Regions from separate parts of the Homo sapiens genome. Here region 1 is linked to region 2. The links are chromatin loops, found by intact Hi-C in ENCODE. Cell type or tissue: OCI-LY7. All regions are shown on one strand. Each heading gives the region's core, and the rest is flanking DNA. Links, peaks and the distances in the headings are about the cores only.

Region 1 (5,387 bases), core at 144-5,143, 54 kb before region 2:
TTGACAAGTCCACATCTCTCATAGAGGTTATTGATGTAGCAATCCTTGTGGTGTGCTTTATCCTCCCCTGAGGAGTTGCTTTTTTTATACTGAAGACAAAAGATATTAAAATAGCAGTACACAAAGTTTCACATCCTGAGTAGATAAAGAAGCCTTGTAGAGCAGCTTCTACATGTCAGGTGCAATGGCAGCATATACAGACTCCTGTGTATTGTCCCCTTTTATTTTTATTATTTTTATTTTTTGTGAGGGGTCTCACTCCAATGCCCAGGGTGGAGTATAGTGGTGCAATCTCCATTCACTGCAACCTCCGCCTCCCAGGCTCAAGCAACTCTCCCCCCTCAGCCTCCCGAGTACCTGGGAGTACAGGTGTGTGCCACCATGCCTGGCTAATTTGTTTTTTGTATTTTTAGTGGAGATGGGGTTTTGCCAAGTTGCCCAGGCTGGTCTTGAACTCCTGAGCTCAAGCAATCCTCCTGCCTCAGCCCCCCAAAGTGCTAGGATTACAGACGTGAACCACCATGCCTGGCCTGTTTTGTTTGTTATTCCTAACAGTCCCCCTGTAGTCTGGGTAGCATGATCCTATTTTACAGAAGAAAGCAAAAAGGCTATGTTAGTTCTGTAATTTCCTTAAGTCTTGTTTCAAGCAGAAGACCTTGAATCTGGAGTTTACAGATGTCAGCTGCCCTAACCTTAAAGAGAAGAGTATTTGGTGGAGAAAGGAAAAGACATGGCATGAATCTTAAAGCCATCCTAGTAGTCATATTTATTAAGTTTCTAATGTACTCAAAATACTGTTATAAATAATAAGTCACAGTCCCAGTGCGTCCCTCCTAATACTAACCTTATATAATGGCGTAAAGTGAATGTTGAAGGTTTTGAGATGCATATACAAACACCTGTATTATCATAATGCCCATGCAACCGAATCTTCCACCTTTTGTAACTCGAGGCCCAGGAGGACCCAGGGAGGGGGTGACATGCCTGCTCACCTGCTCATCTCAGGCCACATGCAGATAAAGATTAGCAAACAGAGCACCATTCACAAATGGTCCCTACAATGCTGAGAAAACGATAACTTGAACCAATCCGGGGCTTTATCTTTGGGGATAGGCCTTCAACATAATGTCGGAAGTGAACGCACTATAACTAGGGGAGGAAAAAGACCGAGCTGTTGAAGCTATCTCACATAGTCTCTGCACAGGAGCAAATTGTAGCCAATAATACAAGATTGTCATTTGGACTTTCCTAATGACTAATGATGGTGAGCATCTACTTTTGTGCTTCTCTTCCATCCGTCTATCATTTGTAGTAAAGTGCTCAAAATTTTTGCTCATTTTTAAGTGGGTTGTTTGCTTTTATATTGTTCATTTTTGAGAGTTCTTTCTGTATTCTAGATACAATGTCTTTGTCAGATAAGTTTTCTGAATATTTCCTCCCCATGTGTGGCTTGTCTTTTCATTCTCTTAGTAGTTTCTGTCACAGAGTAAATGTCTTTAAAGTTGATGGAGTTCAATGTATCAACTTTTTCTTTCAGAGATCATGCTTTTGGTATATCTAAGAACTCTTTTGACTAACCAAGGTTACAAAGAGTTGTGTTTTGCTGATAAGTTTCAAGATTTTACATTTTACACTTAAGTATTTGGTTCATTTTGAATTCTTATTATTTTTTAGGTGTGAGCTATGGATGGTGACTTTTTTATTTGTTGGCTTGTTTTTGCACATGGGATGTCCAATTCTTCTAGCACCACTTATTGAAAAGATCCTTTCTTGATTGAATCGCTTTCGCAACTTTTCAATAATCGCTTGGTTAGATTTGTAGGGGTCTCTTTCTATATTCTCTGTTTTGTGCCTCTGATCTGTCTTTCTATTGTTTTACAAATAGTACACTATTTTGTAGATGTATACTGCCTTAAAATCAGGTAGTGTGAACCCTCCAATTCTGTCCTTTTTAAACATTATTTTGGCTATTTTCATTTCTTTGCCTTTTTATATGAATTTAGAAATGGTTGTCAATATCTACAAAAAAATTCCCACTGGGATTTTGATTGCAGTTGTGTTAAATTTATAGATGAATATCAGAAGAACTGACATTTTAACAATCTTCCAATTTCTGAATACCTTTCAACCCACAAACTTAGCATTTCTCTGCATTTGTTTAGGTTTCCTTTGATTTATTTCATCAGTAGTTGAAGTTTTCAGTATGCAAATTCTACACAGATTCTAAGAGTTTCCATGTAGATTCTAAGAGTTTCATTTTTTTGGTACTATTGTAAAAGGTATTGATTTTAATTTTGAATTTCACTTTGTATTAAAGTGTACCTGGGATTTGTTTTAATTAAGTATGCACATGCAGACATACAGACATGGAAATGCTTCTCATGAAGGGAGAAGTTTATACTCACAGAACCCTAGAAACAGGAGGCATGGCATACCGCGCAGGGCCACAGGGGGAGCTCCTGGGTCAATCAGGAGGCAGAAGCCTGGGAGAGCATGGCTCAGAGCCTCTATTTTGTATGCTGTGGTACGGAATGGCCAGGCAGGGCAGGCCAGTTTGAGCAAGTCTAGGATTTGATAGTTCCAATAATTTCAGTGGCTGTGGGCTACAGAGGTAGTCTCTAGTTGTCCTGTACTTGTCCCTGGGGAGACTTAGGGCAAGGGAAATTGGTTTGCTATGTGAGTTGGACAAAGGAGGTGGTTGTGGGCATGGACTCTGGATTGGTTGGTTTACATATGAATGGTGGGCTCTCAGACAAGTTGTTTGCCATCTCTAGGAATTAGCTAGCCCTGGGAGGGGCAGTTTCTTCCAAGCCTGCAAAGTCCCTAAGATGTCAAGGCACCACAAAATATGGAAAATAAAAAAACATAAAAACTCATTCACTGGTAGAATAGAAAAAAAATAATTAGTGTGTGTGTGTGTGTGTGTGTGTATTTTTTACGTATCCTGTGACCTTGCTGAACTCATTTATTCATTCTAGTAGCTTTTGTATAGATTTCTTGGAATTTTCAATGTAGATAATTATGTTGTCTGTGAATAGAGGATGTTTTATTCTTGCTTTCCAATCTGTATGCCTGTTGTTTCTTTTTTCTACCTTCTTTCACCAGCTATGCTTTCTATTTATTGCACGTATTTTTTATTTTATTAATTAAAAAATTTATTAATGAGCTTTTACTTTATGATAGGCAGTGTAAATATCAATCACACTAAACTTGTGGTCAAGTTAAACATGTAAGTACAATATGATACAGGTGCTGAGAGAGGGACATGTTATCAGTGTGAGAGGAGCAACCACTCTAATATGGCTAGGGAGGCTAGAAACGCCTCTATTAATAGAGCTTTGAATGAAGAACAGAAGTTTGTTGGGTGACCAAAAGACATCCGAAGAAGAAAGAAAAGCATACATGAAAAAGCAGAAGACAGAAAGAACAGAATGTACTTGGGAATGTACTTGGTGAAGAGTTCAATTTGACTGGAGCAAAGAGAGTGGTGTCAGAGAGAAGACTGGAAGCAAAGGTTTGAGACATACGTGATAGGCCAAACATGCCCTGCTCCAGCTGTTAGAATTCATTTGGCAAGTAATGGAGAACCCTAAAGATTTTTAAAGCCAGGAACGGAAACAACGAGATTTGTCATTTAAATATATAGCAAAAGCCATGTGTGGTGGCATGTACCTGTAGTTCTAGCTACTTGAGAGGCTGAGGTAGAAGGATCACTTGAGCCCAGGAGTTCAAGTCCAGCCTGGGCAACATCATGAGACCTTGTCTCTATTTTTTTTTAATTAAACATAAATAAATGAAAAACATATTGTGAAGCAAAATATACAGTGTATAAATTTTACAAATTATTATTTGTAATACTTTTAGATTATTAATATATGTTGATCAAAAATTAAAATTAAAAATTCAAAAAAGAGAGAGATGTTGATAACAAGTGTCAGATGAGGATGGCAGCTGGCTAATTTGCCCTCACCCACCTTTCCATCAAAATACTTATTAAAAAGCACGAGACTAAGAAAAGTGACACACAAGTATGAACTATGAATGCTTATCAACAATTTATCATATGCCAGAAAGTTTCTCACTAACCTAATCAAAGTGTGTTTAGGCATTAAAACACAGCCAGACCAAAAAAAAGAAAGAAATTAGAAACAAATGCCTTTAGAAAGGTGAAGCCTTCATTTAGGAACAGCAATAGAGGGTGATAATAAGAGTACAGACACAAGGCAAATCACCTGGGTTTGAAACTTCGATCAATTATTTACTTCTTTGTACTCTTCTGCAATTTATTTAAATTCAATTTCCTCATCTATAAAACTACTTATGAATATTTTTACCTTAAAAATTGTTGGCTGGGCGCAGTGGCTCACACCTGTAATCCCAGCACTTTGGGAGGCTGAGGCGGGCAGATCACGAGGTCAGGAGATCAAGACCATCCTGGCTAACACGGTGAAACCCCGTCTCTACTAAAAAATACAAAAAATTAGCTGGGCATGGTGGCAGGCGCCTGTAGTCCCAGCTACTGGGGAGGCTGAGGCAGGAGAATAGCGTGAACCCAGGAGGCAGAACTTGCAGTGAGCTGAGATCGTGCCACTGCACTCCGGCCTGGGCGACAGAACAAGACTCCATCTCAAAAAAAAAAAAAAAATTGTTGAGAGTCAAGTGAGATAACAAATGTAAAGTTTATAACGTTGTGATTAATACGTGGTAGCCTTCAGTATTCCTTAGCTCATTCCATCAGTAATGTTCTTTTCAAGTCCATTTGGAGATTTCAACAGGCTGTAATGTATATGACTAAGTTTAAAAGTGTTTTGAGGAAAGTGAGATATTGCAAATTTTTTTAAGTTTTACTCAAAAAATTTTTAAACCAAATTACACAAAAGTAAAGTGGGCAAAAGTTACTAAAAAACTTTGATGGATGATTTAAAATTTGCAATGAATGCATGAAAAATTCTTAAATAGCCCTATGACCCAATTAAGTGCAAATTAAATTGAGATACCTTTTTCCTCATTTTAGGACTTGTATTTCTCCTGGTAGGAAAGTAAATCATTCCAACATATCTGAAGTGTAATTTGCATTTATGTCAAGGATCTTTACACAGCTCCTGTGATTAAATGTAATGCATCAGTTAGTTATTGCTGCCTAACAAACCATCCCAAAACTTAGTTAACAACCATGTACTATTTCTCCTGAGTCTATAAATCCACTATAAATTGCTGATCTAGTCCAGACTAAGCTGATCTCAGCTGGGCTCCTTTGTGTGGGCAGTTGGCAGGTTTCCTAGGAGCTGGCTCATCTAGGACAACTTCATCTGGGACAACTTGGCTCTGTTCCATATGGTCACTCATCCTGTAATAGGCTATTCCAGTCTTGTTTTCATAGCAGTAGC
Region 2 (5,387 bases), core at 241-5,240:
GGTAATGGATTGAAGAGCAAAACCAATGGATCTACTGAATGTAGATTTTGTTTAGTTCGGTCAAAACCTTGAGTAAGATTTTAATAGGAAACCAATAAGAAAGAATGGAATTCCGGCACATGAACAAAGACAGGCATAAAGGCATAGGAAGGGCTTTTTCATCTTTTCATTTTTTAAAGTGAAGTTTTATGTCATGTACTCAATGTGAATGTAATATTCTTTCTCTTTTGAAAATAATTGTTTTTTAAACTTTGTCTTTAATTGTGGAATGAAGGGTAATAGTACAGGAAAAGAATTAGAGCCCCTGAAGTTAATCCTTCATTGCCAGTCACTTATTTGGCTAACCCTGACCTTAGGGGGCACAGTTATGAATTATTTTAGCATGGCATAGAGAAACAACATTTTGCAGTAAAGAAATGCTTGAATCATTAACATTTAATATAAATAAGTGCACATTCTACATAGTCCTTTTTGCTTTCGAGAGCATTTGGGGTTAGGCTGCACTCGTGAGCTATAGTCCATCTTTGTCCAAATAGCAATAAAGAGGATAAAAAAGAAAAATGGGATGAAGCATTAACTCCCTTCCCCTGGCCACCTGTTCTAAACCCTTCTGGAAGCAGCAAAGGACAGAAGGAGTTATCAAAGTATCAGGCTTTGTAAATTGCTAGCAAAGACAGTTCACAACATCATCTCACCAGAAGAGCTCCAGCATCTTCCCATCCTAGGTTTTCTGCAGTGAAGCAGCAACCACCAGGGGAAGCATCTGGAGCATGGCTGTGGGGTACACAGCAGGTCTGCGTTTTTCAAGGCTTGCTCCACTGTTTTTATTTATTTATTTATTTTAAACAGGGTCTCACTCTGTCACCCAGGCTGGAGTGCAGTGGCATGTTCTGGGCTCACTGCAACCTCCACCTCCCAGGATCAAGTGATTCTCATGCCTCAGCCTCCTGAGTAGCTGGGAACACAGGCTTGCACCACCATGCTCAGCTAATGTTTGTATTTTTATTAGGTTGGTGCAAAAGCAATTGCATTTTTTTGCCATTACTTTAATGGCAAAAAAAACGCAATTGCTTTTGCACCAACCTAATAGTGGAGACAGGGTTTTGCCATGCTGGCCAGGCTGGTCTTGAACTCCTGGCCTCAAGCGATCTGCCCACCCCGGCCTCCCAAAGTGCTGGGATTACAGGCATGAGCCACCGCGCCCAGCCCATTGTTTTTATTTATAACCCTAAGACTATCCCTCAAACCCTTCCCAAGCTCTGCCACTATCCTATTTAGAATCTCTTTATTTCTGTGTGGCTTTCTTAATGAGGCTAGAATCTGTAACGAAGACATTTGTGAGGGAAACAGGCAGAGCTTAAATATTATGGAGACTTTCCATCATTTGAATGCATTCTAGCCATATCTTTAATTACTTGTAAATATAATTGGGAGTTATTTTTTTCCCCTGATTCTGTCAGTCAGCCATATAGCTCCTATTTATCTTGTTAACCAAGATGCTTAAAACTTTTCGGGTATGGCTGGGCGCGGTGGCTCATGCCTGTAATCCCAGCACTTTGGGAGGCCAAGGTGGGTGGATCACCTGAGTTCAGGAGTTCGTGACCAGCCTGGCAAACATGGTGAAACCCTGTCTCTACTGAAAATACAAAAATTAGCCGGGTGTGGTGGCATGCGCCTGTAGTCCCAGCTACTTGGGAGGCTGAGGCAGGAGAATCACTTGAACCCGGGAGGTGGAGGTTGCAGTGAGCCGAGATTGCGCCATTGCACTCCAGCCTGGTGACAGAGCAAGACTCTATCTCAAACAACAATAACAAAAAGAAAACCAACCAACCAAAAACAAAAAAAGCGTTTTGAGTATGTATGGCATAGACCTTCTTCCTGTTTTTAAAGCTTCTTAATACATACAGGTGTAGCTTTCATGAGTATATATACATTTCGCTACAAATGACTATTGGTTTTATTCTAACACAATAGATTGCCTTTTAAAAGACGCCTACCTTTTCATTTCCTTACAGTCTTTCCTCATTTTTCAGACCCAGAATCTCCACAAAATGCCTTACTCTACTATTCAGTGGGAAAGTAGTAATGTTTAACCCTTATGAAACATCTCTCGGTCAGGTTTCAGTCCCAGTGATACCAGAACCAGGGAGCGAAGGTGGTTACAACTGAGTGATGTAATTCCCTAGAGACATGGGTTTCCTTTGTCTCAAGCCTGGCAGCCTAATTAATATGCTGAAAACACCTTAACTCTAACTGGGCTTGAGACATTTGCAGAAGATGACTTTCAGCTGCCTGCAGGAGCGGCCAAAGGAGCCTGGGCCTTGCTTTTTACCAATCTTAACATCATCTCTCAGTCTGCAGACCAGCTTTCCATTTTACCACATTGTTGACATCCTCCTTCAAGAGCTTCACTTCACAAAAAAATGTGGTGCTCTCTTTTGTCTTCTTAGTCTCATGAAGCATTGGGATAAAAGCCTGAAAGCTTTGCATCTAAAGAGTTAAAATAATTTGCATGGCAGAATCTCAAATCTCGCTGCTTCTCCCTGCCAAAGAGGGAGAAAAAAAGAAAGCAATAAGGAGGAAGGGAAAGCGGGAACATCACTATTAGAAAATCAATCAGTTCCTGGAAAATAATCCTCTTAAATCCTTTCCTAAAGGTGGGGAGAGCCCTCTTATCAGGGTTTTCAGTGAAATCTATAGCAAGGTCTGGCAACTCTGTCATGGTTGATAGTCTGCATTTAGTCCTATTTATCTGGATTTCAGGATCATCCTATGGAAATGATCCACGAGTACAATTATAGGAGTACTTAGTAATTTTATCCTTTTACTCATTAATATTAATTAGTGCTTGGAGGGGAAAGAGGACAGGGAACAGCTTCTCATATCCAAACTAATTAACTTCGTCTAGCTTGTATGAAAGTGAGAAAGCACTTTATTAAAAACCATAAGGTAAGCTCTCAAGGGACTTTTATTTTCTGCTTAGGCTAAACTATGATAACATTTGGCTCTTAGTGAGCTCCCTAAAATTGCCAGAAAGAATAAAAAAAATTGTGGCCAGGAGATTAAAGACTCCTGCATGGTTTCCAAGACACCCACTGTATTGGTGGTAACGTACGTTTGATGTTTTTATGCTATTCTGGAAAATGAAGGGTAGTTTCCAAGCCACCTATTTAGGACATAATAATGCTAGAAATGAAAAGGAAGATTAAGGCAATGGTAGTCATTGTTACTTCTTTTTAGTAATATATGTTGATACGTCATCTATTGACACTGAAGCGGTGAGTTAAAATCCTTTTTAATCTAATGCCTAAAAAATGTATTCGTCTCCCAGTTAGAATTGGGAACATTTTAAATTATTTATTTATTTTTTGAGACTGAGTCTCACTCTGTCACCCAGGCTGGAGTGCAGTGGTACAATCTCAGCTCACTGCAACTTCTGCCTCCCAGGTTCAAGCGATTCTCCTGCCTCAGCCTCCCTAGTAGCTGGGATTACAGTTGCGGGCTACCATGCCCGGCTAATTTTGTATTTTTAGTAGAGACGGAGTTTCACCATGTTGGCCAGGCTGGTCTCAAACTCCTGACCTCAGGTGATCCACCCACCTCGTCCTCCCAAAGTGCTGAGATTACAGGCATGAGCCACCACACCTGGCTGGAACATTTTTTTAAACCAAAGATTTCATTAGACATATATTCCCCCTGCTGAATCCCACATTCTTTGACTTTTTTCCAGTTTTTCTTTTTTTTTTTTTTTTGAGACAGGGCCTCATCTGTCACCCAGGCTGAAGTGCAGTGGTGCAATCATGGGCTCACTGCAGCCTCGACTTCCCAGGCTCCAGTGATTCTCCCACCTCAGCCTCCCAAGTATCTGGGACCACAGGCATGCACCACCATTAGCCTGGCTAATTTTTTTTTTTTTTTTTTTAAGATGGAGTTTCCCTCTTGTTGCCTAGGCTGGAATGCAATGGTGCGATCTTGGCTCACTGCAACCTCTGCCTCCTGAGTTCAAGTGATGCTCCTGCCTCAGCCTCCTGAGTAGCTGGGATTACAGGCATGTGCCATCATGCCTGGCTAATTTTTTGTATTTTTAGTAGAGATGGGGTTTCACCATGTTGGCCAGGCTGGTTGCAAACTCCTGACCTCAGGTGGTCCACCCACCTTGGCCTCCCAAAGTGCTGGGATTACAGGTGTGAGCCACCACACCTGGCCATGCCTGGCTAATTTTTGCATTTTGGGTAGAGATGGGGTTTCACCATGTATCCCAGGCTGGTCTCGAACTCCTGAGCTCAAGTGATACACCTGTCTTGGCCTTCCAAAGTGCTGGCATTACAGGCATGAACCACTGTGTCTGCCCAATTTTTAATTTTTGTGCGTACATAGTAGGTGTATATATTTATGGGGTATGTGTTAGGCCATTCTTGCATTGCTATAAAGGAATACCTGAGACTGGCTAATTTATAAAGAAAAAATATTCAATTGGCTCATGCTTCTGCAGGCTAACAGGAAGCATAGCACCAACATCTGCTTCTGGTAGGGCCTTAGGTAGCTTACAATCATGGTGGAAGGCCAAGGGGAAACAAGTATTTCACATGGCAGGAGTGGGAACGAGAGAGAGTTGTGGAGATAGGACACACTTTAAACAACCAAATCTCCCGAGAACTCACTCACTCAGTACTTTGAGGACAGCACCAAGCCATCAGGGATCCACCCTCATGACCCAGACACATCCCACCAGGGACCACCTCCAACACTGGGGATTATATTCCAACATGAGATTTGGGCAGGGACATATATCCAAACTATATCGGGGTACATGAGATATTTTGATACAGGTGTACAATGCATAATAATCACATCAGGGTAAATGGGGTATTTATCTACCTCAAGCATTTATCCTTTCTTTGTATTACAAACAATGCAATTATACTCTTTCAGTTATTTTTAAATGTATAATAAATTATTGTAGACTATAGTCACTCTGTTGTACTATCAAATACTATATCTTATTCATCTATTTATATTTTTGTGCCCATTAACCATCCTCCCTTCACCCCACTACACTCTCCAGCCTTTGATAACCATCATTCTACTCTCTATCTCCATGAGTTCAATTGTTTTAATTTTTAGCTCCTACAAATGAGTAAGGACATATGAAGTTTGTCTTTCTGTACCTGGCTTATTTTACTTAACATAATGACCTTCAGTTCCATCCACGTTATTGCAAATGACAAGTTCTCATTGTTTTCTATGGCTGAATAGTGCTCCATTGTGTGTATGTAACACATTTTCGTTATCCACTCATCTGTTGATGGACACTTAGGTTGCTTCCAAATCTTGGATATTGTGAATAGTGCTGCAATAAACATGAAAGTGCAAGTATCTCTTTGATA

The links. Hi-C counts contacts between places; a loop is a spot of excess contacts. Peaks named below come from ENCODE experiments on the same cell type or tissue, not always from the same donor. Only the 100,000 strongest peaks of a DNase experiment are listed, where the experiment ranks them.
Region 1: it touches region 2 in a loop (2.1-fold over the local background); 2 of 110 quality-filtered maps call a loop at or near these places.

What each region holds. Positions count from the first base shown.
Region 1 is chr7:43,105,655-43,111,041 of GRCh38, reverse strand. No RefSeq gene overlaps it. Among named protein-coding and RNA genes, the nearest start is that of HECW1, 4.3 kb to the left of the region's middle. RefSeq lists an enhancer at 2,641-3,155. In OCI-LY7, for the core only: CTCF peaks have their summits at 2,241 and 2,442; a DNase peak (open chromatin) is centred at 2,461; H3K4me3 peaks cover 294 bases; H3K27ac peaks cover 1,456 bases.
Region 2 is chr7:43,051,713-43,057,099 of GRCh38, reverse strand. No RefSeq gene overlaps it. Among named protein-coding and RNA genes, the nearest start is that of HECW1, 58 kb to the left of the region's middle. In OCI-LY7, for the core only: no CTCF peak of the experiment used is centred there; DNase peaks (open chromatin) are centred at 1,879 and 2,199; H3K4me3 peaks cover 1,903 bases; H3K27ac peaks cover 3,679 bases.